Linked DNA regions of Homo sapiens: region 1 is linked to region 2. A link is a contact called in ENCODE Hi-C data. All regions are on one chromosome and are shown on one strand. The core of a region is the stretch at or near the end of the contact, and the rest is flanking DNA. Distances in the headings are between cores, read along the strand shown. Region 1 holds the start of XKR3 (XK related 3). Region 2 holds the start of HDHD5-AS1 (HDHD5 antisense RNA 1).

Region 1 (3,900 bases), core at 15-2,514, 330 kb before region 2:
AGAGACAATGTGTTATTTAAAGGGATGAGACAGAAAAAACACTCTTGTAAATAAAGAGAGAAGAGTACAATGAAGTACCCATTTCCACCTACGAGGAACGGGCATGTAAGAAAATACGGGAATCATGTGCAGATGATATAATTACTTATCTAGAGGCACCATAAAAATGTTTTTCCCCAAATAATGTCCATTAGGGATAAAATTTTAAGAAAGAAAGGATGTTACTTTTAAAGACAATTGTTAAATACCTAGTAAATAGAGTAAGTGAGTAAGAAAAGCAGAAAGAAAATAAGTTGCAGCTACCAGATACCCACAAAAAGAAAGAAAAGGGAAAAAGAAGGAATGGAGGGAGAGAGCACAAATGGAAAGAAAAAGGGTGGGAAGGAGGAGGGAGAGTAGAGAGAGAAATTACAGAAGTAGGCGAGGGGTATAAAGGAAAGCATGGAAAGACAACTGCAGAGACATCAGAGTTTCTGGGCCTCAGGATAGGGGAAAAATACATCCAACATTATAAGAAATATATCCCACTCTCTCCCCAGCAATCCATACATCGAATATGATATTAATGCAGATTGCACCTTTCTGGCTGCCCCAACCACTTCCTTCTCCTTTGGACTCACAGAAGGACCTCTATAATTTATTTCTGGAAAACACTTATGAAAATATGCACATATGAAAAGGGCCACAGAGTTTAGAAATGGGTCTTCCAGAGTCTAAAATTCAAGGTAGAAAGTGAAAGTGAAGTCACTGAACAATGGAATTTAGGCATGTGTTTGTGATTAAGTGAACTTGTTTCTTGTACTCACATAGCCAGTGCATCACTGCATCTGAATAACAAAAAATATGGTAGATTTCTGCCCCTTTGAGATTTCACTTAAATACGAAGCACTTTCTCCTTCTGATGTTTAAAAACATGCTGAAATTTGTAATATATTAGTAACAACCACTGTCCCACCCAAATGCTAAGCAGCTGCTTCTCTTCTCTGAAAATCAGAATCAAGAGAGGGAGTTTCTAGGCTCAAGACTCGGGAAAAGCCACCCCTGATATCCAGAGATTTATGTTAAGATCCCCAGCTGAGACAGGCAGAGGTCAAGGTAGGCTGAAGAAGCTGATCTGAGATGGTCGAGGGCTGCTCCTACTTACCTTGCCTATTTGCCACCCTCACAGTTTTGAAACTCGTTCAAAAAGTAAATGCTTTTGTTCACCTCTTTAACAGCACCATTTCTGGTCTCGTTTTCAACACTACGTCCTTTGCTTTGCAGGTAAAATTGCTTATTTTCTTGCCTTTTTATGACTAAAGTAGGCTTGCAGTTTGGAGTCAGGTGACTGCACTAGCTGAGTCATCTTCCCTTGAAAACACCAAGGCATTCTTCCTCCCTACAGAGTCACACATCTTAGTTCCCCAAAACGCTCAGCCACAATTTGACTTCGATTGTCCTACATTTAAGGTGATATTTTTCTGATTCTCCCATTAACTCCCTCTTCTCTTCGCACCCATGGCCCATCTTTTGCTGCTGTCTAGTAGCCATTCATCCCCTCCCATCACAAAAGAAGTCTGTACTTCCTTCAGACAGAGCAACAAGAAAATTCCCCAGAAAGCAAACAATTAAACAAATTTTAATTTTGCCTTTTTTAAATGAAAATTCTGTCAAAATTGATGAACCACATCTGGTAGGAGCACCTGTTTTATTTTCACAAAGAGTTTTCTGATCTGGACATTTTTGTTACTTACTGCTAATATGGAAAATTTTGAACTAAACAAAATACACCCCCAAAACTTAAACTATGTTAAACCAAGACAAGCTTCTAACAATGACACCTCTTTCCAGTATGAGAGAACTGCCTCCTACAGTATAAGAAATATCAAAATCATTATTTTTTTATTCCACACATATTCAACACTTAAAGCCAAGGCATTAGAATTTTAATATACCACCTCTCAAGCATGAACATATAAAAATTCTTACTGTAAATGGGGCATGATTATTTTTCAAAGAGAAGAAATATTTTATTCAATTCTAAGATTAATTCACAAATTTGACTCCTGTTTTATAATGATAACTTTACGTTGCAGGACACAGAGATTATTCCTTAAGAAATATTTTTTAAATAGATATTTGGCTCTTGGAACCAAATAATAAAATTTTCTGCTTAGACATACATACAAATTTACTTTACTTAAAACACTTTCTTGTTATTATTACATTTTTAAATCTCCCACTCTTTGGGATCTCCTTATAAGTAGGTCACTTGCTTTTAAAATCTTACATAATTAACATGTCAGATATTTACAGACATACCAAATGAAAGTATTATTTATTCTATGATATGAATAAAAAATGTTTTGAATAGATACATACATGAATAACTTTTTATTCTGAAATCTAATCAGTTTTATTCATATTTGATTTTATTTTAATTTTTTAAGGTATGTTTCACATAATACAAAATTACATTATTCAAAATTATATTATTAAAACATTTCTATCATCAAACAGGAAACCCCATTATCTACTTAACAGTTCTTTCTATTCCCCAGCCCCTGACAACCATTAACCTACCTTTTGTCTATATGGCCATGTCTTTTTACCATATATGTTTTACACTGCATCAGTTTTCAATCCAACATGCCAAGCTGAGAGAGTTTTTAAAATATTTATTTTTATTTTTTTGCACCGTCCAATTACCAGGCCCTATGCTCCTCGCACCAATCTAGTAAGACTGTGTGTGTCAAGGAGAAAATTATGTTTATTTCAGGGATTGAGGATATTAATTAATTTATTTATTTATTTATTTATTTATTTATTTATTATTTTCTTAAGACAGAGTCTTGCTCTGTTGCCCAGGCTGGAGTGCAGTGGCACAATCTCAGCTCACTGCAGCTTCCGCCTCCTGGGTTCAAACGATTCTTCTGCCTCAGCCTCCCGAGACCTGGGACTACAGGCACATGGACCACACCTGGCTAATTTTTGTATTTTTAGTAGAGACAGGGTGTCACCATGGTGGTCAGGCTGGTCTCGAACTCATGACCTCATGATCCGCCTGTCCCGGCCTCCCAAAGCGCTGGGATTGCAGGCATGAGCCACCATGCCTGGCCCTCCTTATTAATTTAAAAGATTCTGCAGGCATGAAACTTTTGCAGAATAAACTGTGTAAGTAATCATTCTATATTTTATTTTTACCAGATACATTTCTGAGACTGGAAAGTAAACAGTCTTGGCCAAATTTTTATGTTTGTTGCTAGGTGACCAAAGTCCTCTTGTGATGCCATTGCTACTCAGGTTGGAAACCACTGTGGTGATCTCAATTACTTTACCTGAGTAGACTACTGAAGCAGCATTTGAAGCTGCAGTCTTGAAACACATGCAGGCTGGAAAAGTCGCTAAAGAATTACTTATTTGAGATGGCACATGTTTCTGCAGAAACTCAAGATGTTTCTCCTAAAGATGAATCAACTGGTTCAAAAGCCTCCTCTGGGTCTCCATTGTGTGAACACATAATCCCTGGGGATTCAGACTTAAGGTCAATGACTGAATCAATGATTTTCAGGTTTTGCCACAAGGATCCTTGATAAAAAGGCCACATTATACTTTATGTCTCTGAGCCAGATAAAGATAATGATTTTCCTTCTCTGACCTTTCCCAGTAAACTTTGGAAAATAGCTGAAAGTGACCAATTCAAGTCTAATTCATAGGATAAGAATGAAACTTGCATAGTGACTAATGAAGAACTCTTCAAGAAAGAAAATTTGGAAATAAAGGCTCCTTACAGAATATTTCAAACTGACAGTATGAAAATCTTAATTTGACAGCTCAACCTTTATGGATTTAGTAAAATTCAACAGAATTTTCACAGATCTGCTTTTCTAGCCAACTTTCTGGCAGAAGAAAAAGAAATTT
Region 2 (4,042 bases), core at 1,228-3,727:
TACTAAAAATACAAAAATTAGCTGGGCGTGGTGGCAGGCGCCTGTAATCCCACGTACTTGGGAGGCTGAGGCAGGCGAATCACTTGAACCTGGGAGGCAGAGGTTGCAGTGGACCGAGATGGCGCCACTGCACTCCAGCCCGGGCAACAGAGCTAGACACCGTCTCACACACATACACACACACACACACACACACACACACAAAAGAAAAAAGCTATGGAACAATGATATAAATGAAGATATATTTAGTACAGCTGTACAATGTGTTGTGTTTTAAACTAAGTGCTATTACAAAAGAGTAAAAAATTTTAAAAATTAAAAACTTGGTAAAGCAAGAAAGTTAAACTAAGGTTAATTTTCTTTTTTTTTTTTTTTGATAAGAGTCAGGATCTGTTGCCCGGGCTGGAGTGCAATGGCCCGATCTCCGCTCACCGCAACCTCCCTCCCAGGTTCAAGGGCTTCTCCTGCCTCAGCCTCCCGAGTAGCTGGGATTACAAGTAATAGATCCATTACATAGATGGGGAAACTGAGCTTGGAAAGCTATGTAAATTGCCTTAAGTGAAGCCGCTAACAGACTGCACAGGATTCAATTCTAAAGCTCGTGCTCAAACTCTGTCATCCTGCATTCTTCTTTTTCTGCTCTACCGGAAGAGTCACTTGGAGACATTTCGGGACTCTGCAGAGATGCTAGAGCCAATACAACAGTTATAAATAAGGGCGATATTTCCTTATATTTATATCCTGACAGTTTGTAAGTCCTTTTATCAACATATTCTAATTTCAAACTTCCACCTTGGTCACGTCTAGCTATGTGACACTGGCCAAGTCACTCAGCTGCTTTGAACCTTAGCTGCTCCATATTTAAAAATCATAAAAATAATACAGCTGTTAAGAGCTTAGACTCTGGCACCAGACTACCTGAGTTCCAGATTCTGCCACTTACCAGCTGTGTGCCCTTGGGTAAGCTGCTTAACCTCTCTGTGCCTCTGCTCCATCTATAAAATGGGAAGACTAATAATAGTACTTTCCTCGGAGTTGTTATAAAGATTATACGAATAACTGTGAAGTACTTAGAATAGTGCCTGGCACAAAGTAAGCACTATGTGTTTTTTTCATGCAAGTAATTTGGCCGGGTGCACTGGCTCATGCCTGTAATCTCACCACTCTGGGAGGCCAAGATGTGAGGATCATCTGAGGTCAAAAGTTCGAGACCAGCCTGGCCAACATGGTGAAACCCTGTCTCTACTAAAAATACAAAAATTAGCCGGATGTGGTGGCGGGTGCCTGTAATCCCAGCTACTCGGGAGGCTGAGACAGAAGAATCGCTTGAACCCGGGAGGCGGAGGTTGCAGTGAGCAGAGATTGCGCCACTGCACTCCAACCTGGTGACAGAGATGCCGTCTAAAAAAAAAAAATGCAAGGATTACTGTGAAATCCGTATGTTAATGTAAAATATTACTTGTGCGTTTAGAAGACAAAGTGATTCCTTTTTCCAGAAAAGGCAAAACGGCCCAAGGGAGCGTGAGAGCCGTGGATCTGACCAACCTGGTTTAGTGTCCTGTGCCGTCTCCCAGCTGCAGGACCTGAGAAAACGTACTTGAAAACTCGTCAAGCTTCGGCTTCCTGACCACACAAGGTCACACCTTCTCAGAAGTTGCGGGGAGGCTCACACATCACTACCGCGCCGGGCACACAGCAGGCGCCGGCTCCAGCCCTCCTGCTCCCGCCCGCGGAGCCTCCAGCGCTCAGTCGAGGTCACAGCGAGCTGAACTGAACCCAAGGCCCGCACCAAACCCACAGGCACTTGGGGGCGGAGCACCCGCAGGCGCGGCTCCCGGCGCGCGGCCCAGTTTCCTCCACATGCAGATGAAAATCACGACCCAAACGTCCTCATGGTGGAAATCAGAAGACGCGCAGGGAAAACAGGGACGCGGAAACTGCCGGGAAGCGCAGGGGCTGACAAGCAGCCTGGCCCAGGCCGTCCCACGAGCGCTCTCCCGCGGGAGTAGCGTTTCCGAGGCCGCCAGCGAGTCAGAGGAAGGCAGGGCGCATCCGCCCTCCAGCAAGAACGCGATGCACTCGGGCGCGACGACGGTCCAGGCAGTTCCCAGGAGGCTGGGATACCAGCCCGGCCGCCCCTCCTTCCCCGCGGCTCCCCGCCCCGCCTCCGGCCCTGAGTGGCGAGTGGCTCGGCCAGAACCCGGACGTCCTCACCTGAGCGGGGCCCACAGCATAGCACCTGCGGGCGGGGCGGCCCTGGAGCCCCGCAGCCGCGCGCGCCGCCCGCCAGCAAAGCCCACGCGCCGCGCCGAGCGCAGCCACACAGCCCCACGCAGCCATCCGGCCGTCGCCGTGCGCACGTGCACGGCGTGCGGCCCCCCCCCCCCGCGAGTCCGTCCGCTGCACAGCCAATCAGCGGTCGGCGCGCGCGGCATCACGGGAGTTGTAGTCCTGTAAGCGCGCGGAGCCCGTCGGGCGCCTATGGAACTCGACCCGCAGGCCAAAGGGGCTCCGTTGCAAGGAAGAAGTGCGGGGTCCCGCCGCCTCCTAGACCGAGATCGCGGTGAGCTGGCCGCGGCGCACAATGGGCACGGCCTGGGCGGCGGCGTCCGTACTATCGCCCTGTGCCTGCGGATCCCGGTAACATTGCGCGGCAGGCCCCAGGCCGGCCTCCCTCAGCTTCGCGGACTGTCTGGGCCGGGGGTCTCAACCTTGACTTCAGGGCCGGGCCGCTGGGGCAGACCCTTAGTGATGTTCAGGTCCTCTGGGCCCCTGCCAGTCAAGGGACGCTCGTCGCGCGCCAATTGTTAAGTCTTTCATTGTTTCTGTAAACCTGCTGACGCCCTCCCAGCGCATAGGGAGACTGCGCACGTGAGTCCGCCCCCGCGCGCACTGCGGAGAGGTAGAGGCACGAATGTAGTACAAGGTACAAAATGACTACTCCAGAGAGGGCCAGATGACTAAGTCAGCAAACACTTAGGGAACACGACTGTGTCCGCTGCGCGTTTCCCGGAGTAGACACAAGGGTGAATGAACAAAGAATGGATTTCGGTCACTGAAAGTGGAGAGGTAGCCGACTCCGTCCGTGGAGGCCCTTAGCAGAGCTGGATCTGGTAGTCCCCCGGTCATGAGGGGAGATTCTGCTGGAGGAAAGAGGTCTCCATTCCCACCGTTTGAAATGTGTAGGATGCCCTCAGATTCTTTGGCCCATTCATAGGTATAGCTATGCTAAAAACGCGGGACCCTACAATGTACTTAGCACTAGCAGAGAGGGAGTCGAGGATATGGACAGAGACTGCACTAGCTCACACATTAGCAGGCCAGGGTGCGGTGGCTCACCCCTGTAATCCCAGAACTTTGGAAGGTCAAGGTGGGAGGAAAACTTGAGTCCAGGAGTTCCAGACCAGCCTGGGCAACATAGGGAGACCCCTTCTCTATTTTAAAAATAATAAAATAGGGCCGGGTGCGGTGGCTCACACCTGTAATCCCAGCACTTTGGGAGACTGAGGCGAGTGGATCAGGAGGTCAGGGGTTCAAGACCACCTAGCCAAGATGGTGAAACCCCGTCTCTGCTGAAAACTGCAAAAATTAGCCAGGCGCGGTGGCAGGCGCCTCAAGTCCCAGCTACTCGGGAGGCTGAGGCAGGAGAATCGCTTGAACCCAGGCAGCAGAAGTTGCAGTGAGCCGAGATTGCGCCAATGCACTCCAGCCTGGGTGACGGAGTGAGACTCCGTCTTGAAAAAAAAAAAAATAATAATAATAATAATAAAATGAAGAAGTAGTTAGCGGTGTCCTTTGGTCCTCAGCTTTGAAGGGCAAGATCTTAATTCAGTTCAACTACAGCTAATCAGAATTTGGAAGACTAATTCAAGTCAGTCAAACTCACAATAGCCCGACACTTAAACCCTGCCAGGGGACATAGCTCTCTAGGATTGCAATGTTCCTAATCCCTTCCTTCTATTAAACTACCTAGAAACTGATTTAGTCATTAGAAATTTCTTGGTATGATGGCTTTTAAACATGCCCACAGTTTTTTTTGACA

What was found. A loop is a pair of places that touch in the nucleus more often than their neighbours do. Pooled maps may share reads with other maps.
Region 1: a loop to region 2 is called in a map of CD14-positive monocyte, with 5 times the contacts of the local background. The contact joins the promoter of XKR3 here to the promoter of HDHD5-AS1 in region 2. A Hi-C loop is called at or near these places in 2 of 168 maps with a recorded cell type or tissue (CD14-positive monocyte and GM12878) and 7 of 50 pooled maps.

Annotation. Positions count from the first base shown.
Region 1 is chr22:16,824,147-16,828,046 of GRCh38, forward strand. XKR3 (XK related 3) reads right to left here and starts at 1,265. Exons shown (of 4, transcript NM_001386955.1): 1 at 1,145-1,265. It also overlaps the pseudogene HSFY1P1.
Region 2 is chr22:17,156,912-17,160,953 of GRCh38, forward strand. It overlaps HDHD5-AS1 (HDHD5 antisense RNA 1), which reads left to right and starts at 2,478. Exons shown (of 2, transcript NR_024483.1): 1 at 2,478-2,926. It overlaps HDHD5 (haloacid dehalogenase like hydrolase domain containing 5), which reads right to left and starts at 2,366. Exons shown (of 8, transcript NM_033070.3): 1 at 2,215-2,366. The coding sequence starts at 2,340. RefSeq lists a silencer at 2,048-2,377.